Regions from separate parts of the Homo sapiens genome. Here region 1 is linked to region 2. A link is an interaction called in ENCODE POLR2A ChIA-PET data of the cell type or tissue named here. Cell type or tissue: HepG2. All regions are shown on one strand. Links, peaks and the distances in the headings refer to the core of each region. The heading gives the core; the rest is flanking DNA.

The links. Peaks named below come from ENCODE experiments on the same cell type or tissue, not always from the same donor. Only the 100,000 strongest peaks of a DNase experiment are listed, where the experiment ranks them.
Region 1: POLR2A ChIA-PET joins it to region 2 with 15 read pairs; 2 of 35 experiments call an interaction of 5 or more read pairs at or near these places.

The regions. Positions count from the first base shown.
Region 1 is chr6:131,747,105-131,762,693 of GRCh38, reverse strand. It overlaps ENPP3 (ectonucleotide pyrophosphatase/phosphodiesterase 3), which reads right to left. Exons shown (of 25, transcript NM_005021.5): 25 at 15,284-15,589. Among named protein-coding and RNA genes, the nearest start is that of MIR548H5, 37 kb to the left of the region's middle. In HepG2, for the core only: no CTCF peak of the experiment used is centred there; DNase peaks (open chromatin) are centred at 6,893 and 7,693.
Region 2 is chr6:131,837,360-131,852,948 of GRCh38, reverse strand. It overlaps ENPP1 (ectonucleotide pyrophosphatase/phosphodiesterase 1), which reads right to left. Exons shown (of 25, transcript NM_006208.3): 2 at 5,101-5,173; 3 at 2,843-2,959; 4 at 1,682-1,807; 5 at 714-774. Among named protein-coding and RNA genes, the nearest start is that of ENPP1, 37 kb to the right of the region's middle. In HepG2, for the core only: no CTCF peak of the experiment used is centred there; a DNase peak (open chromatin) is centred at 8,548; H3K4me3 peaks cover 4,470 bases.

The DNA of each region.
Region 1 (15,589 bases), core at 4,215-12,214, 91 kb after region 2:
TTATAAGGACACCAGTCATATAGGATTACAGCTATCCTAATGACCTCCTGTTAACTTAACTACCTCTGTAAAGACCCTACATTCAAATACAGTCACATTCTGGGGTATTGGGGTTAGGACTTCAACATATGAATTTTGAGTGGAACACAAGTCAGCCCATAACACCATCTCTGTGAGACAAGTGAGAAAAGTGACAGGCAGGGCTGGTATAGGCAGTCACACAACAGCAAAGTGAGAAGTGACATCCAACAACCTGAAACCAGGGGAGTTAACGGGGCCGGGGCAGCGGGGGCAGGGGTGACAGTGAGAACACAATAAAGACCAAGAACAAAATATTTAAAAAAAAAAAAAAAAAACCAGGCCGAATGTGGTGGCTCATTCTTGTAATCCCAGCACTTTGGGAGGCTGAGGCGGGCACATCAATTGAGGCCAGGAGTTCAAGACCAGCCTGGCCCACATGGTGAAGCCCCATCTCTACTAAAAAAATGCAGAAAAAATAAGCCAGGTGTGGTGGCATGGGCCTGTAGTCCCAGCTACTCAGGAGGGTGAGGCACGAGGATCGCTTGAACCCAGGAGAGAGAGGTTGCAGTGAGCTGAGATTGCACCATTGTACTTCAGCCTGGGCGACAGAGTCAGACTCTGTCTCAAAAAGAAAAAAAAGAAAGAAAAAGAAAGAAAGGAAGAAAGAAAGAATGAAAGAGAGAGAGAGGAAGGGAGGGAGGGAGGGAGGAAGGAAGGAAGGAAGGAAGGAAGGAAGGAAGGAAGGAAGGAAGGAAGGATCTACTTAAAAAGACTGAATTCCTAATGGCTCCAGTCGTCCTTCATAACACATCTCAAAGTGAATTACCACAAATCATAGATTTGAAAATGAAAAACTAAAATATCAGATAGTCCAAAAAATAGGTGCAAATAGCAGAAATAGACATATTCTATTCTTTACTTTTTTCTGTTAGTTTTTCTTTGCCACCCACCTTCTAGGACAACTGCTTAAACATCCTGGAAGACTGAATCACCACGTGTAAGGAAATCCAGGAGTACTGGTTTCTTGGAAGTCTTGTAGGTGAGTCATATATCATAGATTTGCCTTTAACAATTTCATTTGGAAAAAAGTTTTCACATTTCCCAAATCTACAGTACGTCTGTTAAGCAGACTTAAAGTTAAACACGATGAAATAGTACATAGCTTGTTAAAGCTGGAAAGTGTTATATTGTGTGCTTTTTATAGCAAAAGATATTTTCACTTCATCATGTTGCCTTTTCGTATTCTTTTTTGAAACCACCACTATCATCAATCGTTGTAGTAATTAGTATTAATAATGCTAACTGCTCTAACAAATCTACCAAAGACAGGTAAGCTTCAAACACAGCCACATAGAGTATTTTGGTTGTGACAGGTTGGTTCTTCCCTTGGCAACCTTAACGCTTTCATGTTTGGAAACTGACCAAGTATGAGGATACATTCTGTTACATGCAGATGACTCTTTTTATGTTGGATACTTCCAAATTATTTCCTGAGTATATTAGGAGATTTGAATTTGGTCTAGATTTCTTGATGTCCCTGAAACCTCTTCATGGGATTCTTCAGAGTAGGCCAGGGTCTGTCTGGATAGCTACAGTTGTTCCAAAGGGTTCAATTCTACTCCCCCTTTGAATAGCCAAGAGTTTCTACATCTGTAAAATAGCATTTACCTCATAGTATAAAGGAAAGGTTAAATGAAATAATGTATGCAGAGCACTTGGTACAGTGCTTGGAAATAGGTACAGATAATAATCAATACACAGACTATGACCCTATACAAGCAGTGCTAGAAGGATACACATCCTGATATTAGTGGTGATTTGTTCTGCTTGATGGTACCATGAATGCTTATTTCTTTTGCCTATCAATATTTCTCTGTTTACAGTAAATATTTATAGCTTTGTAATAAGTAGGATTAAGAGGTTATTTTTAGTCCTTAGGATAATATTTTAAATTCAGTACAAGTGTTTAATTTATCTCTCTTTACCCCTGAGATTTTCCTGTTAACTGGATAAATTTTTGTTAGTGACATAAAAATATAATAATAAAGTACATGGGGAAGAAAATACTTGCCTAGGAAAGTAGTCTTTTTTTTTTTTGCTTCAGCATTCTAAACTTAGAGGGAAAGTATTAACAACAGATAACCTGGTACTCCTAGCAGCATTTTCAATTAAGAGGAAATGGATGACTGCCTGGAAGTCCAATTGACCCACATGAGCCTGAAATCCCCTGGGAGTTTCTCTTCTCACCCTGTGCCCGTTCTGAGGCCAAACTCAGCATTTTGCCACATCTCCCAAATAGATCCAACACCACAGTGACTTGGTTAATAATATCAATTTTACTGAAGAGGAATTCTAGGGGAATTGAGGAAGAGAAATCACATCATCCACCACCCTGCAAAATTAAAAGAAGTGAAGCTTCAAGATTTGCCTCCAAACTCCTTTCTCTCAAAAATCCTGTATATTGTGCTGACATTCAAATCTAGCCTTTGACTTGATTCCTCAGTTACTGAAAAAGAAACCCAGGCATGTAGCCAACAATGCCCGCCACAGACAACATCCATCACCCCCACAGCAAAAACAAACCAGAAAACACAACAATCACTATCTAGTGTTAGTCAAGTCTGACCCCTGAATATGTTTTACCCTCCGTCTAAAGCAATTTATCACAATATTTACAATATTTACCCAGCACAACTGTGTGTGTGTGTGTGTGTGTGTGTGTGTGTGTGTGTGTGAGTAAGGGTGGGAGGTGTGGTTGTGGTGAAATTCTGCAGCAAAGAGAATGTAATTTTTATCAGATGGGTAAATATACAAAAGGGTTATATATCCATAAACACATAGGGATAGATATACAATATGAAAGTGACAGGGACTCTCTCAGCTCTGCTTTCAGCCTCAGCCTGTCCTTTCCCTGAGTTTTGGTTTCTGATGACAATGGTCTGGACAGCCCTGAAGTCCTAAGTGATGGGACTGGGATTTTTGACTTAAGTTCCCTCTGTGTGACAGCCTTCACCTGTATGGCCTCTTAAAATTGAGGATTTTTATTAAAATAGTAGATTTTAGATGCTCTGGCTACCAAGAAAAAAAAGGGCAACTATGTGAGATGATGGATATGTTAATTTGCTTGACTCTAGTAAGCATTTCACTATGTATATGCATATCAAAATATCATGTTGTACACCTTAAATATATACAATCAAATAAATAAAATAATTGTAAATGCCCATGACAGTAGTTTCTGCAAACACATGGACCTCCAATGCAAGTATTTTTAAAAAAACTTTTTGAAAACTCTAAAAAAGCCTTTCCTCTATATACGTTTGTATAACACATTTGATTAAGTTGAATTTTAATTGAAAATACAGAGACAATTTCTACTTCTTCTTCAACAGCAGTGTGTCCTAATAGCATATAAAACTGTCTTGAACATGCGAATAAGACTTATCTGATAGCTGTCATGAATCCAAATTCAAACTTTTTTCCAACTATTTACTCCATCACTCAGCAACCATTTAGTAATTGTCCAGTTACTGTTTCCAAGTATGTGGGCCTTGGCTTGTAAAGTCAAATTGGCGAAAGAGGAAAACCTGCCCTACGAAGTTTCCGTCAAATAAGTCTAAACTCCAGACAAGTCTTGAGTCACTCTGACTCTACTTGGTTATTGAATTATATGGAAACTTTTCTCTACTCATTGGCACTGCTAAAACCTCCAGACAACTGGTTTCCAGTCTTACAGTGTGGTGTGCTGTTTTTCTTTAATTGCCTTTTGAAACACAGGATAGTTTTATTTTCCACTTTCACCTTGCTGTTTTGGGGTTTCAAAATTTATATTTGCATATTATCTAAGTTATTCTTATTTTTAAATAAAGACAAGGAAATTTCAGATTTTAATATTTGATCTCTTTTTTAGCCATTGTTTCTTAAAATATCAGCCATCCTGTCTGAGGCAGGCACATTCCATGGTTGTCCCAGACATACCTAATGAATACAGCTCCCCTGCAGAAAATATGGGAGGGAGGAGAGAGTATTTGCCCTGGAGAGTTCCAGTCTGCCATTTTGCTGATCATTCCATTATCAGCATCTTATCCTCGAAGCTTTACCCACAGCACTTGTGCAAACATTATCTCTCCATATCCCAGAAAAACAAAACTAAGAATTGAACGCATTAATCTCTTGGGAATATATACAATTCAAAAGAGGCATAAAGAATTGGAAGAATTTATCACCTCTCCTATGGGAATAGTTCAGGTCCCAGAAAGAAAAGTTTTCAGAAAGAGCCTTAAATCCAGTTGGTTTCACCCTATTGGCCATCCCATACTCTGCACAGAGGGGGACGATACACTAGACTAAAAACAATATTCTAAATTCTCTGAACCTTACTTGCTGCATCTGTGCCTACTTTCAGAGTTGCTTAAAAAAAGTTGGTTGTGTAAACTTTAAAAAGTAATATCTTATGAGTGCATGTAAAAACTTGTGGAATCTGAGAAAGGTCTGTAGACTTGTTAACAGTATTGTACCAGTGACATGTCCTGGTTTTGATATTTTACCACAGCCATGTAACATGTTACTAGTGGGGGAAGCTAGCTAAAGGGTATACTGGGCTCTTTGTGCTATTTTTTTCAATTTTCTGTGAGTCTATAATAATTTCAAAAATAATAAATGTGATATATACGCTTTAATTTTAAGAGAAATAGTGTCATCAGAAGTTCTGAGGTTAAGGTACAAAACACATGCAATTGACAGTATTCAAGAGTTTTGGACTTACAAAAATGACAATTTCATATGGTATCCTAATACTATAAAATGTGTAAAATGCAGTTATACTTGGGTTTATTGCCAATAGACTTGTTTTTGCTAACTAGAAAACAAACAAAAAACCCCCACAAAATCTGAACACTTTTTTTAGTTGATTGTAATTTTAGAAAATAAATTCCCCTCTATCTAGTTTCTTACCTTTTTTTTTTTTTTTTTTTTTGAGGCACAGTCTTCCTCTGTTCCTCTATTGCCCCAAGTTGGAGTGCAGTGGCAACATCTTGGCTCACTGAAACCTCTGCCTCCCGGGTTCAAACGATTCTAGTGCCTCAGCCTCCTGAGTAGCTGGGATTACAGGAGTGCGCCACCATGCCCAACGAATTTGTGTGTGTGTGTGAGTGTGCATATTTTTAATAGAGATTGGTTTTGCCATGTTGCCCAGGCTGGTCTCAACTCCTGGCCTCAAACGCTGCTGCTGCTTCCGTCTCCCAAAGTGCTGGGATTACAGGCATGAGCCACTGAACACAGCCTACTTTCTTATTCTTGAGATGGATCTTAGGAAATGGTTATAAGAGGTCTGAGAGGAAAAGAAATGTGTTCTAACAGCAGTGCCGGCTTCTACTGCTCCTTGAACACAGTGCATGTCCCTGTGTTGACTGCTTCCCCATATATCAGCCTGGCTAACACTTTGCCTCCTCTAAATCTTTGCTCAGATTTCAGCATCTCAAAGAGGTCTCCCCGGAGTGCTCTGCTTAATATTTCTTGCAACCTACACTTCACAACATCACTACATTCAATTTTTCTTTCTTTCTTTCTTTCTTTGGAGACAAGGTCTCGCTGTGGTACCCAGGCTGGAGTGCAGTGGCACAATCATGGCACACAGCAGCCTAGACCTCTTGGGCTCAAGTGATCTTCCCACTTCAGCCTCTGGAGCAGCTGGGACTACACAGCTTCTTTTTACTCTTATTTACTTCTCCTTTTCTCTTCTGTGGCATTTAGCACTTTTTGTTTGTTTGTTTTTGCTTTTGTTTTTTGAGACGGAGTCTCCCTCTGTCACCCAGGCTGGAGTGCAATGGCGCGATCACGGCTCACTACAACCTCCACCTCCTGGGTTCAAGTGATTCTCCTGTCTCAGCCTCCAGAGTAGCTGGGATTACAGGCGCACGTCACCACTCCTGGCTAATTTTTTTGTATTTTAGTAGAGACAGGGTTTCACCGTCTTGTCCAGGCCGGTCTCGAACTCTTGGGCTCTGGCAATCAACCCGTCTCGGCCTCCCAAAGTGCTAGGATTACAGGTGTGAGCCACCGCGCCTGGCTGCATTTATCACTTTCTAACACACATAATTTAATTTTCTTATTTGCTATACCTGTTGTTTACTGTGTCTTCCCTGCTAGAATATAAGGCCGTAAGGGGCAAGGATCTTTGTCGAGTTTGTTCCTTGATTATCCAAAGCCCCCAGAACAGTGTCTGTAACATAAAAGGAGCTCAATAAACATTCACTGAATAAATAGATTTAACGAGATCTTGAATAGGCAAGACATGTCTAGTCTTTCAAGACTACAGAATGACTGTATGACTACAGAAGACAGTTGGTTCCAGATTCAGAGATAGCAAGAGAGGAAGACAGTGAGTCATTTGATGAACTCTCTTATATCAAAGTAATCAACTGAAGATTTAATTCTAAATTTCTGCTCTCAATTTGTGGAAAACTTTGCTTAAATGCTGTAAAAGGCTGATGTCAGAATCTGAGGTGAGAGTTGATGATGAAATCTCTGCAAGCTAAGCCCATTTTCTGAGATGAGATTTAGACAGATTTGGAGGATGTATCTACTGCCACGGCCTATTGATCTGAGCCACTGTGGCCAATCTGTTGCAGTTCTTTGTCAATATCCAAAAGTAACAATGCTGACCATGCCATGCTTCCTTTTTTTTAAAATTGTTAATGTGGCCACAGGATAAAAATATCCTGGGACCTAACCAATAAATGGGGATTGTAATAGAGGCCGACCAAATTTAAAGATCGGGGCAACCACAAACCATGATGAAGGATGCTATTAATGTGACTAACTCATCTGGCAGGAAATATGGAAGTCAAACCTCCAAATCATAGGGCAAAGATCAACCTGACACAATCCACAAATTTGAATCACTTGTGTGTAAACCCAAGTGGAGCGGAATTGCCTGGTTAATTCAAAAAGTGTGCTTTATATATGCCTGAGAGAGGATAATGCTACCACATGGCAGCCTCTGATGGACACAGTTTATATCTAGTAAGTTATCAAATCCTTGCAACAACTCTCTAAGGTAGGTATTAAATGATCCCCTTTTTGCAGAAGAGAAAACCAAATTGTAGAGTTTAAGGAACCTGTTCCAGATCACACAGCTAGGAAGACAGGATTTAAACCTTGGTGTCTATAACTTAGGAACCCATGCTCTTATCAATACTCTACTGCCTTCTAACACTCAAATGAGAGCAGATGATTCCTTAGGAGACGATTATAAACAAACTTTGTGGTTATCACTCTAAGGAGACAAGACAGGAGGAAGTCGTTGTGTTAATCATTACACATATTTTCTTAATTTCAGGAATACGAAAACTGTTGTAAAGTCTCAGAGACTGACATTATAAACGTATGAACAATGTTAACAGAATGTTATTTATTTAGTCCTTAAGAAATGGACTTGCTGGCCTCTCCAGCTTTCTCCTAGACCTACGAATGTCTACACCTTAGTAAACACGGTATGTTAGGATAACAGAACCAGCCTAGCTCTAAGTCCAGTGTTGCCCTTTACTATGAGTTGTTATCCAGCTAAGTTTATCCTGTGGGTTTGGGATAAGTCTGAATTGCATGGATTCTCTGTCATTGGAAGGCTGAGGTTTGTTCCTGTCTGGAAGTTTGTTCAAGCGTGAGTCCACTGATTGAAGGAGAGATTGTGGTCTGCTAGGGATGCTGTGTAAAGAGGAAGTCCTTTCTTCAAACAGCCTTGTTTGTGTTTTTGAAAACTGTTAGAGTTTATGTCCTGTTTCCATTCCCATGACCAGCCCTCCCAAAGTAAACAAATGACAAGTGGTGGTGGGAGAGTAGTGGTGATACAGGGGTGGGGACGGGGCGGAGGAAGGAAAGAGATTTCCCTAGGGGAAGAGGATTTTCAAAGAACCCAAATATAATTTGGACATAAACTCAAGTGCCAAAACCAGATGGAGTTTACATCAAGATCAGCCCAATTTGTAAGCATAAACACAGACTCCTAAAATCTTCATTTACTGGTTCTAAAATGACCAAACACTGATGGACTCTCTTAGACTAAATTCCAGCTAAATTAGTGGCTAGAGGTGAATCCTTAGCCCATGAATAGGTGCACCCCTTTATCCAGTTTATCCCCCTCTAGCTACCTGACCCTACCTACCAGCAGGGGAAGCAGGTTTCCACTTGCCCAGAAAATTCATTTGTTTGTGACATTTTCTAGAAGAACAGACCCAGAGCCTTCTTAATCCTGACTATGGCTCTAAATACCCTGAAAGATCAAAAAATGCATAAAAATAAAATTTCAGAATTTAAACTACATCTGGAATATAAGCCAATGTTGAGAATTTCCCTTCTTTCCAAGTCTGCTCCCAAGATCTTAGCTGACCTCACTTGCGTTAGAAAGTCCCCTTTCTACCAACAAGAATTCATTGTAATCCTTGATTCAGTAACATTGGAATTCACAAAAATATCCCTCTTATATGCCTGTCTCCCAAAATACATACAATTGAAAATTGCAGTAATATGTGGTTCCCTCTATTCAAAAGCAAGCAGTTCTGTTGTATTAAATGCTCATCTACATGAAAAGCACTTGTCAAAAATTTGGCTTATTACATATTTCATTGTTATCAGAATAAAAAGGAAAGGGAATTACATTGCTTGGGATAGTTCTATCACCTGAAAGTCAAAAAACAACTTGAGTCAGGTGATGATTGGTGCTGGAAGCTGACATTATGGATTCTTAACAACACCTGCATGATTCTACATTAATTCTCAGCTACACATGTCTTGGGTAATTTGTAAAAACTTAAGGCATTTATTGAAATGTCAAGCAGTAATTTCCTTTTGCTCTGATAAGTTACACTTTCCACTAGAATAAATTTTCTAAATATTCAAGACACAAGTATTTTCTGAAAAATTTGAAATTCCCCTGAGGAAAAAACACTGAACCAAAGTAACATGAATTGACATTTCCCCAAATCCCATATTAAAACACTGCATTTCAAAGAAGAGATATACCCAAGAGTCATGTATTAATAGGATATAGTCATTGTAATCATTGCTTGTGGGATTATGTGTGATTTAAATATTTGCATATATAAATATAGATATATATACACATTTCGGATAGTCTTACAATGAATATGTATTACTTTTATAATTAAGAAAAATAAATTATTTTCAGTGAATTAAAATTTTAAGTACACCAATTTAAGAATTACGGTTGTGCCAATATAGGACTTTTATTTTTTCTAAAATGAAACCACAATATATGTTTACCCACTTCTAGGAACTTGCCCAGAAGATACACTTTCAATAATGCAAAACTGCATATATATAATATTCATTGCTGGATATTTGTAGTTACAAAATGTTGGAAACAACCTAAAAGCTTTTACATAAGAGACTGATGTAATGAAATGATACATCTACACAATGGAGTACTATGCAGCAATAAACTAGGATGAGGAAGACCTATGTGTATGGAGTGACTTCTGGGATATACTGTCAAGTTTTTCAAAAAGTGTGAAAGAAACCCAGGCGTGGTGTAATCCCAACACTTTGGGAGGCCGAGGCAGGAGAATTGTTTGAGCTCAGGGGAGTTTGAGATCAGCCTGGGCAACATGGTGAGGCTTTGTCTCGACACAAAATTAAAAAAAAAACAATTAGCCAAGTGTGATGGCACATGCCTGTGGTTCCAGTTACTCGGGGGGCTGAGGCAGGAGGATTGCTTGAGCCTAGGAGGTCGAGGCTGCAGTGAGTCCTATTTGAGCCACTGAACTCCAGGCTGGACAACAGAGCAAGACCCTGTCTCAAAAAAAATAAATAAAAAATAAAAAAGATATTAAAAAAAAAAGTTCAAAAGGAATATATAGTATGCCTCTTTTGCATAAAAAAGGAAAATAAGAAAAATATATCTATCTGCCTATTTTTGCAAAAACAAATACAGAAATGATTAACCAGAAACAAATGATGTTGGTCGTAAACACAGGGTGGATGGAAAAAGAAAGAGTGGAGGGAGGACACTTCTTCTGAGTGTCACTTTTCATCTAATTTTGGCTTTTAAAATCGTTAATATTTTATACACTAAAACAAATAAACGTGACTCAACAAGGTTGGGGAAACTCCTTAACAGAATATAAATAGAAACAAATGAGCAGTACTATATTTCAAATGAATAATGTAACTACACTGAAGGGGGAAAAACAAGTCCAAATAATTCTGGAACAATATTCTGACCAAGTTCTTAGCCTAGAAACACTTCTTGCATTCTACTTGGTAGATTTCCTTCTTTAAGTGGTGTTAGTCTGCAATTCTTACTCTCCGTGTATTGGAGCATATGAATAAATATATTGACGATTTTGGGAACCAAATTTCTCACTATTGGAGAAGGAAGATACAATTATAAAATAGAAAGTTGTTAGAAAAACTATGCAATATTGGATTATAATTGAATTCATGGTTTTTATTCATGTGGTGTTAACTTTAAAAAAATCACAAATCTGTGAGTTTGGAAAAGACTTTATTTTTTGTAAATGGTTACAGCCTGCAAAATGGTCACCCCACAGGATGGGAAATATTCCTCTAGCTAAGACCAGACAAGCACTTCAAAGCAGGAAAGATTGGAGTAGTAGTTTTATGCTGAAGAGGCTGGCTAAAAATACATATTTAACAGGTTATGGGAGAAGCTGTAAATATTCATGAAGGTGGTCCTGACACATGTGTATTGAGCAAATCTGCATGTAACATATAACCCATGTTCACTTGTGGGTGGAGACTTAACATTCAAAAGTATTACAGTTATGTCTACGGCCATACCACCTTGAATGCACCCGTTCTTGTCAAATGTATTACAGTTGGGCCCTATACATCGAAAGATCTTTTCAGGTTACAAAGTCACACAAGTGAGCAACCTCTGTAAACCAGTCAGAACCAGTCCGTGGTCGGTGGTCTCCCTATCAGAAGAAAGTTACTGAAATCAGGCCCTTGTCCAATCAAAGCTGTAGTTATAGCTGGTGGAACAGTGGTTCTGTTAGTCAGTGTCAGTGAGACGAGTTGTCATTGTTTTAATATTGCTTATCTCAAAGCCTGTGCTTGAGAGAAAAAACAAAACAAACAAACCAGAAAAACCCTTGTGGCAGTTAGAACAGTTTATTCTAGGCTGGGCGAGGTGGCTCACGACAGTAATCCCAGCACTTTGGGAGGCCAAGGCGGGTGGATCACGAGGTCAGGAGCTCGAGACCAGCCTGGCCCACCATGGTGGAACCCTGTCTCTACTAAAAATACAAAAATTAGCCAGGTGTAATGTCATGTGCCTGTAATCCCAGCTATTCAGGAGGCTGAGGCAGGAGAATTGCTTGAACCCGGGAGGCAGAGGTTGCCGTGAGCTGAGATCGCACCACTGCCTTCCAGCCTAGGCGACAGAGAGAGACTCCATCTCTAAATAAATAAATAAATAAATAAATAAATAAATAAATAAATAGAGCAGTTTATTCTTTAAGTGTAGGGTGCATGACTTCATCCTTGCCTGGCATGGCCTTTGGTCTTGTATATAATTTGGTATCTTATTGCCACAGAGTCTGTTCTGTCAGTCTTACCATATCTATTTCAACATTAATGCTGGTCAATTGTGTCTAAACCATGAAAGAGAGTGGGTAGAATGAGGCATGTCTGACCTCCCCTCTCTCCTGGCTGTGGCCAGAAACTCAGTTTTAAGGTTTTTCTGGGGTCCTGTTGGCCACAGAGGGTCTGTTCTATCAGTGGAAGACTTAGGATTTTACTTTAAGTTTACAGTATTTATGAACACAATGATAGATATAGGCAAAGAGACATAGATATAGATTCCACTTTTGTTGACTGAAGATGCCTAGATGTTATGATACCCCAGAAGCAATTAGGGCACCAGTGCCCACTAAATGGAACCAGGGCATTTTGGAGGAAGAATTGATTCCAGAGTTAGTGCAGGGAAAGTACAAAATAATCCTGAATTTTTTTTTCTGTACTAGAAAATAAGAAAGTCCTCAAAAAATAATGGGGTATATACAAATGACCCAGGACCCCACTTAAAGAAGCTCCTGTTGACCAACTCTGGGACTATTTGAGTACTGACATAAGTAATGATCTTAATGTATTCTAATCTGTTGGAATAAAAAAAATGAGTCTGTACAAACAATAATAAATAAATAAATAACAAAATAAGTGAGAGAACACTTTTGCTTATAGTAGAATGCTGATAAACGTAAAATAATGGAGTCTCTAAGAATCACTCCCTTTGCAACTATCATCGTAAAAATTGAATCAGGGAAAGATTATTAACGGATACTGAAGCTGTTGGGTAAAAATTTAATGAGAAACAGGATATGTGTAGGGTCTCCATATCCTTCTACAAATAACTTATAAATTGCTAAGGGAAAAATACTGTCTCTACAGAAGAGAAACTTATGAACACTAACATCACCAACTGATCAAATCTGGCATGGATTAATGATGGCACAAATGAACATCATGTGCTTCTAAATATGAAGCACTGAGGACAAATGTCACTAATGTAATGTCCCTGCCAAAAATGCACTGTGTTAATCCAGTCATCTGGAAATGCCAGACAAACCCATTTGAGGGACGGTCTACAAAATAAATGACCTGGACTCCTCAAAAGTATCAACATTATTTGTTAAATGCTGAGGAATTGTTGCACCTTATAAGAGACCAAAGAGAAAAAAGTAATACAATGAATGATTCTCTTTCAGATCCTAGACCAAAAAAGAAAATATCATTAAAGAATTGTTGAAAATATGAAAAAAATTGATAGGTTCATAAATTAGATTATTTATAGCATTGTACCAACATTAAACTTACTGTGAGTTAATGTCCTTGATCTTTGCACACTAAAGTACTCAGGGTTAATGGGCATAATGACTACAATGTACTCTCAGAAGTACAGTGAGAAAAATAAAACTATATATAAATGTACATACTGAGAATGTTAATTGATGTAGCTGGGTACGGGTTATAAAGAGTTCTTTATACTATTCTTTTTTTAATAGAAACAGGGTCTCACTATGTTGCCCAGGCTGGTCTTGAACTCCTGATCTCAAGTAATTTGCCCACTTCGGCCTCCCAAATGTGCTAGGATTACAGGTGTGAGCCACAGTGCCTGGCCTATACTATTCTTGCAAACTTTGTGTACATATAAAATCCTTTCTAAATAATATTTTAAAGTGTAACTAACTTTATTGTTTACATTTTCAGATTTTTAAAAATAAAACAAGTTCATTGTAAATATAGGCTACATACTGAAAGTTATTAAGTAGATACACCAAATCCTCTATAATTTCATGATCCATTAAATCACTAGTATTCATTCATTCAAACTGGCTTTACATATACATATTTCTTTTTTAATGGAATAATGAATACGCAAAAGGAAGGTATAATATTGCACAATCTCTGTGTAAAAAATGAAATTTTATTAGCCGGGTGTGGTTGCGGGGACCTGTAATCCCAGCTACTCGGGAGGCTGAGTCAGGAGAATCGCTTGAATACGGGAGGTGGAGGTTGCAGTGAGCTGAGATCACGCCACTGCACTCCAGCCTGGTGACAGAATGAAACTCCATCTCAAAAAAAATACATAGTTTTAATTTTTCTCTTTTTATTTTTATGTCAACAACTTAGCCACTTTCAGACCAACTCAGAAGTAATGAGGAAATCCAGGGTTATTAAACTCATTTCAGGGTTGTAAACACCCACCATTTGTCTTCCTATTGTGAGTTCTAAATTCCAGGTGATCTTATTTAGTTTCCAGGCCATGGTGGGGCAGGAGAACACTGATTGGAAAAATTGTCTCTATATGAAGAGTATTAACATTGTTGCTATGTATCCGGAAATAATTTCCTATTTGTGTCTTAACTTGCAGCCTCTCTGTATTGCACATTTTGCACTGCATAAATTTTTTACCTAAATTCTACATGTGAAGAAACTATGTTAAAAAAAATCCAGTGGGAATAAACTAACATCTTAATTGGTTGTAATTAATAACCATAATTCAGTTGAAATTCTAATAGAAATAGAAAGCAATTGAATTTGTTTTCCTTGAAGTTCAGGTCACAAGATTTTTCATTAGCTACAAAGCCTGTGTCCCTGGATGAACTGATCTTTATATCAGAGAAATATCTGGAAAATTGCCAGTCTAGCAACCCCAAAATCTGACCAATAGCATTGACCCTGAAATAATTGCTGGGATCTCTTTGGTTCATAACTCTATTTTGAAAATGAAAGAAATACATATAGGAGTTAAAAAAAAAAACTTCAGGCAATACAAAGAGCAAAAAATAAAAATGTTATCTTTTTTACTATTAATTTCTGCTTCCCCCAGCCCAGATTTTATTATATGAAACAGGGGCTGACAAACTACAGCCCAGGGACCCAATCTAGCCCTCCACTTGTTTTTGTAAATAAAGTTTTATTGGAACATAGGTGATATGGTTTGGCTCTGTGTCCCCACCTGAATCTCATCTCGAATTGTAATCCCCACATGCCGAGGGAGGGAAGTGTTTGGATCATGCGGGCAGTTTTTCCCATGCTGTTCTCGTAATAGTGAGTGAGTTCTCATGAGATCTGATTGTTTTATAAGTGTCTGGCATTTTATCTGCTCACACTCACTCTGTCCTGTCTCTGCTTAGACTCACTCCGTCCTGTCGCCTTGTGAAGAAAGTGCTTGCTTCCCCTTCTCCTTCTGCCATGATTGTAAGTTTCCTGAGGCTTCCCCAGCCATGCGAAACTGTGAATCAATTAAACCTCTTTTCTTTATAAACTACCCAGTCTCAGGTATTTCTTTATAGCCATGTGAAAGCAGACTAATAGAACAACCACTCTTACTCCTTTTTTGTATTATCTATGGCTGCTTTCTTGATGCCACAGCAGAGTAAGTAGTTTTAAGAGAGACTGTATGGCCTAAAAAATTTACCATCTAGTCCCTTATGGAAAAGTTTACCGACCCCTGAAAAATGACAGTAGACTACACACATTGTTCTACCACTTGCTTTCTCACTTAATAATAGTGATACATTCAAGATATATATAGATCTACTTCTGTCTTTATAGTGATGGAACAGTATTTGTTTAAACAGATTCCATAATTTGTTTAACCAGTCTTTTAGGTTGTTTTCTGGTTTTTGCTATCATAAAAGATGTCATTTTCATGCATTTGTGCCAAGCACATCTGTTGGGACAGTTTTTACAGGTGAAATTAACAGCGCAAAAGTTCTGTGCATTTTTAATTTTAATCAGCATTGCCAGTCAAATACAAAAAGTTTTGTGACAAAACTGATTTAGAGTTGATTCAGTTCCCAAGTGAGACATACTTCTTTTGTTCTCCCTTTTGTTTAGATAATTCTGGGCAGAAAAATATATTCAAAGATTCTGAGTAAGATAAAACAAGTAATAAGGAAGGTATAATCTGTCATGAGATTAGAGTTTAAGAAACCAACAAAAAAGGGAAGGTGTAATATAGCATCATCTCTGTGTGAAAAATATAACTTTAAAATAATACATATTCATAGAATTGAAAAAA
Region 2 (15,589 bases), core at 3,585-11,584:
TCTTTTTGATGGTGTCATATATGGAAGACCCTGTACAAAATATCTGAAGGACAAAAAAACCAAATATGAATTATTTTAAAAAAATGTATCATCTCTCACAAATAGGTTGTTATCCCAAAAATGTATAAATGGACCAAAATACAAAAAAAAAAAGAAGCTAAATTTTCTACAAGTTTAGCAGCTCTAAAAACTCCAAATAAAAGTAAAGATCCTTCCTTCCTGAAAAGGAAAATGCAAATATTTTTATCTAGCATTCTTCAATACCAAAGACTAAATATTCATGGCCTCTCTTTTTTCTATAAACTTCCAGAATAGGGATAACTCCATAATCATCTCTGTTCCACCATTGCCAAACACAAGATCTGGCTAAAAATACAGGTTGGGCATCCCAAATCTGAAAATCTGACATCTCAAATGCTTCAAAATCCAAAACTTTTGAGCACTGACATGATGCTCAAAGGAAATGCTCACTGGAGCATTTGGGATTTTCAGATTTGAGATGCCCAAACTGGTATAACTCAAATATTGCAAAATCCAAAAAAGTCCAAAATCCAAAACAGTTCTCATACCAAACATTTTGGATAAAGGATACTCAACCTGTAATGTTTAATAAACCAGTGATTTTATTATTTTTATCATCTTAATTTGGAAAGAAAAAAATGATGCTGTACTTCTAAAAAAGAAAAAATTAATACCTCAGAATATAATCTTACCCTGCTGGGCACTGTGGCTCATTAATGCTCTCACATGGTTCTTCTACCCAACTTTTCTCACCTAAAATATTTTCAAGAAAATAAAATGAACACACTTAACAGTAATAATAATTGTGATGCTTGTGAGACACATTAAGACAGATTCCAAAAACAAAGTATGTGAACAGATTGATAGATAACACAGGACATGACTCTGGAGGTGTATAATCAATAAAGAGAATTATTGTGCTTCAAAATAAGAGTTAGTTGATATCAGGAATTAAAAATGGATGCACAATTGTAAGACTAAAACATACTACTGTATTTGTGAGAACTTGAAGGTATCTTTTCCATTTTCAAATTCTTAATATTTTCAGCCAAAATTTACAACCCTCCCCTTCTATCCACTCATCAAAATCCTTGGTATTTTGGTGTCTTAGTTCTCTCTCATATAGAGTCAGGTTCTGTCAAGAAATTTGAAAAAAAAATAATAATAATACCTGGACAAGACATCATAATAGTATCACCTTACAAAATGCCCTCGAATCTTTCTAAACAATTTCACATCGACTCTCTCAATGCACAGCAGACAGTGTCCCCATTTACTAGGAGGGAAGCCGGGACATAAAAGTCAGCCAGGACTGTAAGAGGGATCTTTCCACAAATACAACATCAAGTGTGCTGCTATTATCAAAATAACATGAGAGGGTGGTGGCAGGGGAATGAGTGGTTATAGATAAAATATTATTGGCCGTGTGCACATAATCATAATTATGAAGCTGGGTGATGGGTATAATGTTCATTACATACTCTCTCTCCCCATGTGTATGTTTAAAAGTTTCTTTAATAAAAAGTTTTAAAATTATTTTTTTCAGCTAATATAGTTGGCCAATAGCCATGACTCCTAATATAAAAGATAACACCTATGTAAAGCCCCGCTAAGACGCTGGAAGATACCAGGCTGCTGCAGAGCCCAACGAGCACCTGACCTTGACACACAGAACTGTAGTTGATGCAGCAGTCGCCCTTGTCCTTGCAGTCATCTGAACAGGCACAGAGGCTTCTGGTCAACCTTTTCTCACCACACCTGAATTTGTTGCAAGTCCATATATGTTCTAGAAACAAACATCAGCAAAATGTGTTTTATGTCTCAAATTCAACATGTCCAAAGTGAACACAGAATTGCTGTCTTCCTGAGTATGATCCATGAGCAACAATGAACAATTTCACAGCTCTTAGTCACTCACAGAATCTGCCACTACCATGGCCACTCTGAACTAATGGGGTAAAATATGTAGGAACCAATTATTATTATTTCACTAAAAGTCCAGAATTTTGTCATTTTCAAATTTAGATGCACCTTACCATATGCAATTCATATGTAGACCTGGCTTCTTCTACCTGCTAAAATTTAATCTAAGTCTGACTCTCAGGTCAAGGTGAGAGGATTGCTTGAGGCCAGGAGTTTGGGATCAACCTGGGCAATGTAGTGAGACCTCATCTCTACAAACATTTTAAAAATTAGCTGGGCATAATGGTGTGAGCCTGTAGTTCCAGCTACTTGGGAGGCTGAGGCAGGAGGATCTCTTGAGCCCAGGAGTTCAAGGTTGCAACGAGCCATGGTCGAGCAACGGCTCTCCAGCCTGGGTGACAGAACAAGTCCCTGTCTTTAAAAAATAAATACTAATGAAAAATAAATAAATCTCTCTCATTTAAAAATTATTCCATGTCATATGCAGAGAATTCCAAATCTAACTAAGAAAATTTTCATATTCTGATAGTTTTATTTTGAAAAATATAGGTGGACATATAAGATCTCTTGCCGTCAAAGAACCATAATGAAAATATTTCTATATTTCAAGCAGGCTTTTAGAATTTGAATGCAAATTAGATTACAAAGGCTTTCAGCATACATTAAAAATAGACAAAGTTCTGCTATCCATAAAATGTTTAACAGAGAAATTCTGTAAATTTTTTTCTCTTAAGGAACTGTTGAAAGAAAATATAAAAGCTAATGTCAAAACGTGTATGTATGCTAAACTAAAAAAAATTCAAATGAATTAGGTAAATCACATACCTGAAAGACACAGAACTTTCCTTGATCTTTTCCTAATGACCATAACTCCACTTTTTTCCCTGCTCATCCTTACCTGGTTCTATGCACGTCTCCTGGTAATCTAAACAGCAGTTTCCAAGCTCAACACAGGCAGCATCACAGCGACAGTTCCCAAATGTTCTCTCGAAACAGCGACCTTTGCAACTTTTAACTGAAAAAATTGAACGATAAGTCAGATGTTTCTAATCATTATATAATTCAAAGTAAACATCAACGAATACAACTAAGTTAGGTGTACACTAGGTTCAAATACTACTTTAGAAAATACAGATGGGGTAATAAAGTAAGGCAAAAATCTTTTCACAAATACACACAAAAAGTGATACAAACAGAAAGTAACCTTATGTGCCTGGTTTGTGATTTTTATCTCCTGATGTAGGAAAGAAAGATAACTTTTTAATGATTATTATTACAAACGTTACTGGGTCTGATAAGACTTAAATAACCATGGTGTGATAAAATAAAAGTCAGAATAAAGGCTTGTTCTGAATACTTTGTGCTATGAAAAAGTTGGCTTAAGCAGGCATGGGGTTCCCTAAAATTTCAAAATGTGGGAAAAATTTTTTTTAGAAGTGGTTAAGAATATTTTAGAAAGGAAAAGATTACCTAGCCTGCCTCACTCTCAATCCTGGTGTAAAGAAGTAGTGGGTTTGTTCAGAACATGCTCCCTGGCATAGCTCTTCCCTCCCTGACCTGAAACACCCATTTCACCTTTAGATCCAGACTGGCTCCCTCTAAAAAGCTTTCCTAACTCCCCAGCTAGGCCTGATTTCCATTTTTTTAAGCTCATATAAAACCTTGTCCTTCCCCTCAATTACTTAATTCCACACGTAACTAGGTTATTTGGTTAATATCCCAGTTAGACGGCAAACCAAGACCACATCTGGCTTTGCCCAGCATACTGTCTCCCTAAAACCCAGCCAGGTGCATGCCATATAGTTGAGATTAGCACATTTTTGCTAAATGAATAAATGGTAGACATGGGAGGAAAGTACTTTTCATGACAGTTTTTTACTGTTGAAGTTCATTACTAGATACCTTGAATAAGCCAGGTTTCACTGGAGAGCTAGAAAATTAGGACAATGAGAAAAAAAGAAAAAAAGGAACACATGGAAAATAAGGGACATCCAACAACAACAAAAAAGAAATAATCTTAGTTCTTGACTTTAATGGTGTTCTGACCCAAAAAGACACTGCCATGGAATTTACCTCTCATTTGACACTGGGAAATCAGGCAATTTTAAGAAGATGAAGTAACAATAATAATTTCTAGTGTCAGAAATACGAACTTTCCTGACCTGGAGTGGGGGTCAGGGAAGTCTATTGGAATAATAGCTATTACTTGGAGCTCATTAATATGCACCTAATAATTTTTAAAAATATGATGCATACTATGTTGGGCTTGGATTAAAATTGTTATTTTTCATTTTTAATTTGTATGTGTCAACTCAGGAGTGAATCACTTCATGCTAAAAGATGACATAGGTAAACACTAAAGTCTGTAACTGTTTACTTCAGTTAAACTTAGATACATGTGTTCTGAATAGTTTACTGATACATAAAATTACTACTTTTCAACAGTACATGATAGCTTAATAATCACTAAAAATTTTTTAAATAATTAATATTACAATCACAGAATAGCCAAACAGAAGAACCTGTTCAATTTTCAAAGCTGAATTCTCTAGAATGACCATCAATGATTTTATTGCGAGAGGATGGGGGGGGAACTACCTCAAAGACAAGATAATAACCACTACGATTTACTGTGATCCAGTTTAATTATTTATTATAATCTTGTCAATGCTGGATAGATTTCTGCAATTGATGGAAAGAAAAATATATCTAGAAGTTTAAAAAAATATCATTGTGGCTTTGAAACAACCAATGTCTGCAATTTTAGAACCTTAAGAGCACATACTGACAGGTTTCTGGTTGCCCAGGGATGGTAACTGTCACCTAGTAACCTACAGGGTTGCTTCAGCAACTAACTCCTTAGGGTAAAAGAGCAGTAAAGAATGTCCTCTGAGTCCCTGGAGGAAGTCAGGGAGCATGGGCTCCAGGACAACAGCATCAGAACCCCCGGCCATGTTTTGTAAGTAGAACTTTATATGACTAATATAATACAAGAACTTCAGGAAAAAGGCTCAAGCCAGCGTTGAATTGACAATATCTATGGAGTACCCATAGGAATAGGAGATAATGTTTACCTCAATCACATTCTTAATAAGGCTGTGCACACACATACACACACACACACACACACACACACACACACACACACCTAATTACCTTCTTTGGCACAGCTTGGTTTCAACCCAAATATACAACCAAGTATTGTTGTTAACACACATACTGACAATACCTGTAGGGAGAAAAGAGAAAATTACATGGTTTCTTTTTTAAAAAATATTTTATCTTATTTTTTATTTTTAGAGATAGTGTCTTACTCTGTTACCCAGGCTAGGGTACAGTGGCATGATCATAGTTCACTGTAACCTCGAAATCCTGGCATCAAGGGATCCTCCTGCCTCAGCCTCCCAAAGTGGGGGGATTATAGGCAAGAGCCACTAGGCCTGGCCTTATATAGTTTTAAAATCCTTTTATTTCTCCAAATGTTTTATTGCTTTAAATGTTTCTAAACTTTTTGGTGCTGTTCTTTTTTCCAGTCTGGGGCTAGTCACGTAGATGTGTTCACTTTTTGAAAATTCCAACTATACACTTGTGATTTGTATACATTTCTGTATTTTATACTTTAATAAAAAGTTTACTCAAATGTCAACCAACCATTCTATACCATCCAATGTTAATGTAATTAGAAACTCTCCTAGTTAGTATAAATGAATTAGTCATAAAAATTATAATTATTAAGGGAAAGAGAGAGAAAACTATTTACAGAGTCTGGATTTCCTATGTATCAATCCATTAAAGGCAATATGTGGAATATTATATGCCTCTTTTAACAGTTCTACACAAACCCAAACCTAACATCCTCACATGTACTGTGGTACCTTGTGGGAACGAGCCCTGAAGAGGGTCAGCTGACAACCTCCTGGACCAAGTGTTACCACAAACTAGTTGTGTGATTTCAGGCAGGTCACTTAAGCTTTCTAGATACCAGTTTATTCATCTATAAAATTTAAGGGTTGGACTACGTGATCTCTAAACATCTTTCCAGTGCTAACACTTTGCCACTTTCCCATTCTCCACTCTTCTGGTCTTTGACATTTTAAAATAAGTGGACACACCCTACAACCCCTAAGAACCATGACAGAACTTCTGTGAGTTAGAAGACAAAGGAGCGGAATAACCCACAAAACAATCCTCAATTTTTTTTAGTGTGACAAAGTTTCCTTGAAAGCTCCCTGGAATGTCAGATTACAGGGCACCTCAATAAAATATTAATTGAGTACCAATGATGCGCAAAGACTGTTATACACTGAAGGAAAAAATAAGAGATAGCTCAAGGGGTTTCTACTTGGGTAGGAGAAGTTAAAAACAGCACATCAGTGGCCCATATTTGGTAGGCCCTACAAACCGCCTGCAAAGTTCTACAGTTGTTTAAAGAAGGAGAAAGGTTGGGGTGGTTAGGGAGAGGGAGATCAGAAAGAGTTTCCTAGAGCAAGCTTTTGGCATGGCTCTGAATGGGGGGGAAATGATGGCGTGATGTTGCCAGGTGGAACTGGAGGAAGGAAAGAGAGGACAGAACACAGCAAACTTCTAGGAGAAAGGGCAGCATAAAGAAGGGTTCCACGAAGGCAGGCACATGGAAGGTGGCAGATAAATAATGAACAGCCTATCTTAGCTGAAACCAAGAAAATGCAAACGGGAATGGACAATGGGTGGAGGTATGGAAAGATGGTGTAGTATTTCCGGAAAGCTAAGGTGAAGAGATAATAGAGACAGGAGGAATGGGTGAATAGGACCAAGTAGATGGTTGGTGGAGGCTTTTATAAGAATTCATTCCTTCAGATGAAGAGTATTGAGTACGGACTATGTACTGGACATTCAGTAATAAAACAGACATGACCTCTGCTCTCGAGGTGCCTACTGTCAAGTGACTGCAAAGACTTAAGAGGAAGTGAATGGTAAGGAAAGTGAGGCAGCAGGTCTTACTTACTTCAAAATAAAATGGATAAAAGAAAGGAAGAGTTTTTGCAAAGAAAGCAAAAGGTTAGCCTTCTTTAAGGATGCAAAAACATGTGTTTTTCTTTGTGTGTGTGTGTATATTCCTTAAAATAAGGAGGTATCAGAGGAAGAGCTTGAGCAAGTCAACAAGGGCAAATAAGCAGAACAAGGTATCAGAAGAGAATAGTAATGGATTCTCCTAAACTTCTGATGGTGGTGTAAACTGACACAACTATATGGAAAGATAATCTCTAAAAATATCTATCAAAAACATCACAAACGGCCAGGCACTTTGAGAGGCTGAGGTGGGGGGATCACTTCAGGCCAGGAGTTTGAGACCAGCCTGGTCAACATGGTGAAACCCCATCTCTACTAAAAATACAAAAAATTAGCCCAGCATGGTGATGCACGCCTATAATCCCTGCTGCTCGGGGGCGCTTAGACAGGAGAATCGCTTGAACCCGGGAGGCGGAGGTTGCAGTGAGCACAGATCGCACCACTGCACTCCAGCCTGGGCGACAGAGCAAGATGCTCAAAAAAAATTAAAAAAAAAAAAAAAAACAAGCCAAAACAACAACAAAAACTGTTTTACTGTCAATTATAAATGTATAAGAAAATAAAACATAGTAAAACATCTATATTTAGTGTATTATAATTTAAAACATTAAAAACATGAAGAATTGGCCAGGCACGGTGGCTCATGCCTATAATCCCAGCACGCTGGGAGGCCAAGGCAGGTGGATCACGAGGTCAGGAGTTAAAGACCAGCCTGGCCAAGATGGTGAAACCCCGTCTCTACCAAAAATACAAAAATTAGCCAGGTGCAGTGGTAGGCTCCTGTAATCCCAGCTACTTGGGAGGCTGAGGCAGAGGTTGCAGTGAGCCAAGATCGCACCACTGCACTCCAGCCTGGGCGACACAGTGAAACTCTGTCTCAAGGAAAAAAAAAAAAAAAAAAAAAAAAAAAAACCATGAAGAATTGAAATTGTATTTATCTGTAAACTTATCTAGAATAGTCCAAACAGTACTTACCTTCTTCTCATCTATCACATAACTCACAATACAGAGTGAGAATATTTTCTGTGCCTTGGAGAATTGTCATATTCCATATTCCTTTCTAAGTTTAGATCAGTTTCCAATGTTTTCACATAAGCTTTGCACCTTCAACATTATGAAATGTCTCCAAGAGGAAGTTTTGTGGCAGTGTCACTCCCTCTGGGATATCTTCATTCTTTTTCTCACAACCACTCTCCTCATTTATGTCAAAAAATTCAGCTTCACTAGACTCCTCTGGCTTCATATCTGGAGTCTATTGCACCATGGCAGTGTTAGCATTCCCACGGTTAGCTGTTTCTTCCATAACTCCATTTACTTTGACTTCAATTTCACTTCCAGCATTATTACCTCCTTTCTTTTCTTTACTTTCATTCTTCATCAGTTCATTCACTTTTTCAATTATCCACTTTTTGAAAACGTCATATAGGTTTACCTCTGAGAGGCAAAGCAACAACACAACTACATGCTTTTGCTGTCTGTGCATGAACTGACTAAAAGATGCCTATGGGCTAATCACTGGCAGATTTTGAAAGAAATGATGCAATTGGTCACTGACCATAACTTGCACTTGCTATTTGCACAGTGATTTGTGGACTGATGAGCTAGCAGCAAAGTTTGTACTTTACGCAATTACTCACAGTTAATATATCTTGGTAAATGAAATTTGAACTATGTTGTTGGGAGCTGGTTTTATTTAATTAAACTGTGGTAACTGAAATTTGTGCATGTCAGAGAATCATGCAAAGCTAGTACTAACTGTACTCTCACAAGTGGCCAAAATAGTTGTCCAAGGTGTTTATTTCAAAACTGTATTCATAAAACAAATGAACAAAAAAACTAGGAACAACCTAAGCTCATTTTAAGGAAGCTGGTTGAACAAGTCATATTTTACTTATACAATAAAATACTCTCAGAGGGTTAGGCTCAGAGATAGGCATGTCAGAAGGCTGAGAGGAAGATATACACACACACACAAAAACACCACATACACACACAAAACAAACTAAGGTATAGCAACAGGAAGCTAGAAACAGCTGATGAGGAACCTCTTCAATCTTCTTGGCCAAGTAAGAAGCATCTGGGTGGGAGTGTGGAAGGAATAGAGAGGGCTTAGGGCATCCCATGTGAAAGATGGCAACAAACCAGTGGCGACAACAAAGACTGTCAACGAGGGAAGAGTAAAAAGACCCTCCAGCTCTGGGAGCCCAGCTTAATCTGAAATCATGGAATATAACAAACTTGAATGGCCTGAAATTCTAAGAGTGGAAGTGGGAAAATGGGGGAAAAAAAAAAAAAAGACGACATGCCCTGGGAGAGGGAAAGGTGGGGAAAACAGAATACAAAAGGGGATAAGAGAATTAAGGCATGGGTGGAATGGCTGAAAGGGGCAGGACAAATTGGATATGAGTATATGAGTAGAAGAACTAGATGGACAGGAAAACTACTATGGAAAGACTAGGTGGTAAGCAAGCATTTAAATGGTAACCATTGGTTTAAAATACACATGGTTTATATATAGCTCTTTATCCTCTTGTTAAGTAGCTGAAGACACATGCTGACTTTTAAAAATCACCTCTTCATTATTAAAAAGAAGTTCTTGATTTACCTTTTATAAGATGAGGCATAGCATAGAACTGAAACAAAAGTATGACAATAGAAATGATCATTTCTCATTGACAGTCACATCCATAAAAGATGAAATTTAGAATATCTACTACTTTGTTACAAAACACCTAATCAGAATGATTTTTAGTAGGAAATTCCCCTTCAATAATTTTCAGAGCTGTGAAACCTAATTTAGTTTGAATTTTCCTGTCAAAGCAGTTTAACTCATCAATATCATAATCTACCATCCATTTTAATCTCCATAACAATTTAGGTATTTTTCAAATTTTAATATTTTCTAAGAAACCATAGAAATACATCTTATCTTAGAAAACAAGAAACTGGGAGACAGAAAGTAAAAGCAAAGTTTTTGGAATATTTGGAGTTTCCTGCTTCTTTAGTTAACTAAATCATTAGTTCTTAGACATTTAGTGAGTCAAAAGAAATACTAAAAAAAAAATTTTTTTCCCTCACCAATTCCCTCAAATACAATGGCATTAATATCATGTGTATTATTCTTTCTGTATCAGGCATTCATTGAAATACGAGTGTCCACAATGTGCAGTCCCTGTACTAAAGACCAGAGATACAAATAAAACAACTCCTACCCTTACAGAGAAACAAAGGAAGTTGGCCGGGGGAAGCATTAGAACGAATGATTGCAATGGACTTCAGTAGAAACATGTAAAAAATGCTAACATACTAACAACACAGTGGAGAGCAGAAAAGAAGAAAAGGGTTTCAAAAGGCTTTACAAAGAGAGATTTGGAGAAAAAGGGACCTCTCCCTCTGTCAGTAAACAAAGGTTTGAGTATCTGCAAGATGCAATGTATTTAGATTCTGTGGGGAAATACAAAAAAAAAAAATAATTTGCAGTGAAGTCCTAATGTCAGAGTTTATAAATCTAATAAAGGCAACAACAACTCTGGAATGATGCCATAGGCTGATGATAAAGATATGACATAGTTAGAAGCAACCTAAGAAATGACATAGTGGTGACCATATATACGCCATGGTGCTTCATGCAAAGCCACAGAGGTAGGAAAGACAACACCAGCCTGGGAAGGAGAAAATAACAACAACAATCATGGCTGTCACTTCTCTAGTAATTCCTACGTGCCGGGCACTTTTCTAAGAGTTTTATATTAAATCATTTAATCCAAACTATAACATCACAAGACAGATTACGATTAACACAGTTTAAGGAAGGTGAGCTACAGAGGTTAGTAACTTGCCAAGGACCGGGGGTTGATAAGCATCCACAGCAAGATTTGAACCTAGGCAGGCAGAGTGTAAAGGAGGCAGGTAGGAGTGGGAAGGGAAGGGGCTGGAGGGAAAAGGGAGGGAACAAATGGGTCCTGAGGCAGCCTGCGGGCGGTCAGTGGAGTGTGTTCAGGCGCTGAAATATGAAAGTGACAGGACTGGATTTAATAATCCCAGAACGATCCCTTGGGATCATTGTGGAAGGCTATGTTATGAGTCCGGTGGGAAATGAGGTCTTGGACTTGCTAGACCCTCCTCACCGAGGAGATGCTAGCACCATGTTTCTCTAGGTCTTCCCTCACCCCTAGTTACTGCAGCTCTTACCATGCTCCATAAGATTTGTCTGTCTCTGACTAGACTGTGAGTTCCCGAGAGGCATGGATTTATTTATTCAACCCTGTGTTTTCCACATCTAGCATGGTGCCTTGCACAAAGTAAACATTCAACAAATAATCGTTAAGCTGAACATCAGCAAGCTGTGATTTAATTAAACATAAATGGGGAGAAACCATAAATCCCCTAATTTTCCTCATCTAAGCTGACAGAGTCAGTTTGTTAAGTGACATTGTGTCTGCATTACATAAAAGATACCTACAACAAATATACACACAAAATTTTGTTTAGGAAATGGTAGATTGCTGGATGTGGTATTCCAATGTGTCAGACGGTATGAAAGTGCCATTTGAAATGAATCAGCTGACTACATTGCCTATCAGTCCTCTGATCTTTGACCAAAGTTGCATGCTTTCTGAAAAAGAACTGTGAGGATTCAGACCAGCCTGGTGCTGGGAGTCTTCACGGGATTTCGTTTGCTGGAGGATGGGGATTCGATCCTATTGAGTAAATCCAGTGCCAAGAAACTTCTACAAGATATTCAAAGGGAGATTCAAAGACAACACATTCCTGAAGAACTTTGGAGCATTACAAAAGCTCAAAGCAGAAGTTAGAATCTCTTCTAAAAAAAGTTCCTAAGTCCACTCAAGCAGTTGTTCATGCATGCTTGGTCTCTTATGCACTCAGTATCATTTTAGTTACGCTAGATTTATCTGAAGAAGATCCTCTGAAACTGCAGTGAAACTTGATGTGAAGCCCTTTACATAACTAGTCACATGAAAATCAGGAAAAGGGACATCCAGCACTGAACAAGCACATCACATAGGGACAAATCTCACAATCTCTCAGTGAAACACTAAAACTAAAGAAATTGACACCTGCCTGGTAGAAAGAGCTTCAAGTTCAAAATGACTTTGGTTCAAATTCCACCTTTCAATTCATTATTCAGCATTGAACAAATATTTCTTGAGATCCTACTACATCTCAAGCACTGACCTAGTGCGGGAGAGACACCTGTGCACAAAACAACTGCAGTGGTCTCAGGCGGCTTGCATTCTTCTGACTTCTAGACAACCAGCAGCTGTGAAAGTAGGGAATGTTTCAAATCCTCACTAAGCCTCATTTTTAAATCTATGACGTGGTGATAATACCCACCTCACAAAGTTGGCAGGAGCCTTCGGCGGAATGTACAAAACATGCCTAGATTGGTGACGAGGGCATAGGGTTACTGAATAAATGGTAGTTCCTACTAGAAGTATCCAATCACTGAAAGGACTGGGCCCACTACGGATTCTTCCAAAGGGATAGTACAACTTTACCAATGTTTGTCAACTGTACGACAGCCTAGTTCCTATTTTCTTAAATGCCATAAACCAGTGCATTAACATTTTTCCTTTTTTTGTTTTAGTTCTACAGTAATCTGTTTTCAACAGTAGCTGAAGACCATGCAGGAGCAAGGAATCTGAGAAGAAATACAACAAATTATTTTGCAGGAAATGATGGCACTAGACATTTTAGTTATAGGTATACAGTGGCCTTCCAGCCCATGCTACTGAAAAGGGAATCCATGTAAACACCAATTTGTATTAATATATTAGAGATTTCTACAGATTCATATCTATCTGCACTTTTAATATATTGCAGCCCTAGACTGATTCAAGCATTTTGGGTACAAGTAGCTGTGAAAAATCCTAAAACAAATGCCATAAAACATCTATATTATTTGCACTTCTGGGAGTTTATACTAAGGTTAAGAAAGTATGTACAAATATTTAGATGTAAATATATACATTACAGTACTATGTATAAGAAAAAATAGACATACACATAATGTCCAAGAGTAGGAAAATAGCTAAAGAAATATAGACCATTTATATAACTGTTATACAGCCTTCTGTATATAACTGTATATAACTGTATATAACTGTATATATGGCTGTATATAACTGTTATACAGCCATGATTTAGAAGAATATTTAATTGACATGGAAAAATGACACATTATTGGGTATAAAGAACAGATGATAAAACAGAATGGGTAATATGGTCCCAATTTTTGGTTATACATAAATCTACACTTGATGGATGGGCTTACAAGTTATTTTGTCATCTTCTTAGTGTTTATATTTATTTTCCAAAGTTTCTCCAATGGACCCATGTACTTTTGGAATCAGTACACAGGACAACCACAGGACTAATGTGGGTATTAGTGACCCAGAGTAAACTCTTCCTCATTCTGGCATTTTAGGGGTTCTCAGCATAACAGTAAGCTCCTTCTCTGCCTATTTACCTTAAGCAAACTTCAATAAACAAATTCTGCCTGAATACTCAAAGCTCCATGAAATCTACCTAATCTCTCATCCTTAAATATAAATGAACCACCATGATTCACCAGTCATTGGAGGTAAGCCTAAGACAAAAGTCTAAGATCAACACAGAATGGTAAAGGGGAGAGGGGAATAGAAAAAAAAAATAGAAATAAAAAGACATCTTATTAAGTATATTCAATGGGATTCAAAAAGACATATACAAAACTTCACATCAAAGAGTCCTAATATCAAGTATCCAAAATAATAAATCATAGAAGAAGGCTCATACCGATTCACATCACTGCAAAATTCCAGGACAACGACAGTAAAAAGATCTTCAAGTGAAAGGCCATGCTAACTTCATAAACTAGGCTGTAAGGATGGTAAGATTAGAGTTCGTTTCTCCTTGGAGGTTTAGAAGAACTCAGTGGAGAACATATCTGGGCCTAGAAAAATCTGTGTAAGAAGTTTATTAATTTGTGGTTCAATCTCTTCATGGGCTAGAGAATTACTTAGATTTTCTAATTGTTCTTGAGTAATTTTGATAAGTTGTATTTTTTCTTGTAATTTTTCATTTCACCTACCTTTTCAAACATATGGTTATAAAGTTGTTTATAATAACCCTTTGTTATACTTTCAATGCCTGCAGCATCTCTATTTGTGTTCTTTTTCATTCTTGATATGATTTGTACTGCCACCCTTTTTTGTCTGTTTTTTACTTAATCAGGCTAACCAGGAGTAATCTTATCTTTTCTTTTGTATGCTTATTGTTATTTTATTAATTTCTGGTCTTACTCTTATTTTTCTTTCCTTCCATATCTAGGCTTAATGTTCTGGGTTTCGGGTTTTTTTTTTTCTTACTGTTAATATGGATGCTTAGATTATAGCTTTTCAGACTTTTCTTTTAATATTACTATCTAACTTGTAAACCCCTTTAGACATCATTGTTTTATAAGTTCATTTAAACTTACCAAATATTTACCACTTTCTTTATGCATTTTTTCTTCTCAGCTTTCATCTGGAATCATCAGCCTAAAGTACATCTTTTAGATTCTTCCTGATAGCAGACTCTCTCAGTATTCGTTAGTCTGCACATGTCTTTGGTTTATTCTTGTTTTTGAAAGATATTTCTACTGGATATGCAAATTCCAGTTTGGCAATTATTTTCTTTTGGCACAGTGATGATATCATTACACTACCTTATGCTTTAATCATCACCACTGAGAATCCAGTCATCAGACTATCATCCTTTTGAAGTGAATCTGTCTTATTTTCTCTAATAGCTTTAAACTTTTTTATTTTCAACTTTGTGTTCTACAATGTTATTCTGTTGTCAACATATATTTATTTTATCTATTCTACTTAAGATTCAATAAGCTACCTGAATCTAAAGATTGGTGTCTTTCATGAGTTCTTGAATTGTCATTTATTCAAATACTGTTCAAAATAAGAAATAAGGCAAGATAGATAATAGTAACAGAAAACAGTATATTATTTTAAAAAAGATCTAGAAAGTAAAAAAATAAAATTTCTAGAAATGAAAAATAAAATGAATAAAATTAACTCAATGATTTAAGAGCAAAAGAGACATGGTAGAAGACACTAAAGATTAAATATTAATGCCTGCCTATGTGATGCCTGGGAACATCTACTATGATAATTGTCTTAGAGCAGAATGCCCTACATCCTCATAATTATGTCAGCTTGGCAATTATGGGAATAGTAATATTTATTATCTCATTAACAGGTTTCAAGATTCACAGAAATCATTATAGGAATACCTATCAACTTACAGCTGGCATAGGTTGAAAATGACAATGATAGAAGGAAGGGGAAGTAGTAAAGAAGTAATGGAAGAGTTATTTTATAAACTTTGGTTTGTTTGTTTGGTTGGCTGGTTGGGTTTTTTTTTTTTTTTTTTTTTTTGAGACAGAGTCTCACACTGTCACCCAGGCTGGAGTACAGTGATGAGAGCTCACTGCAACCTCCGCCTCCCAGGTTCAAACGATTCTCCTGCTTCAGCCTCCCGAGTGGCTGGGACTACAGGCATGCGCCACCACACCCGGCTAAGTTTTGTATTTTTAGTA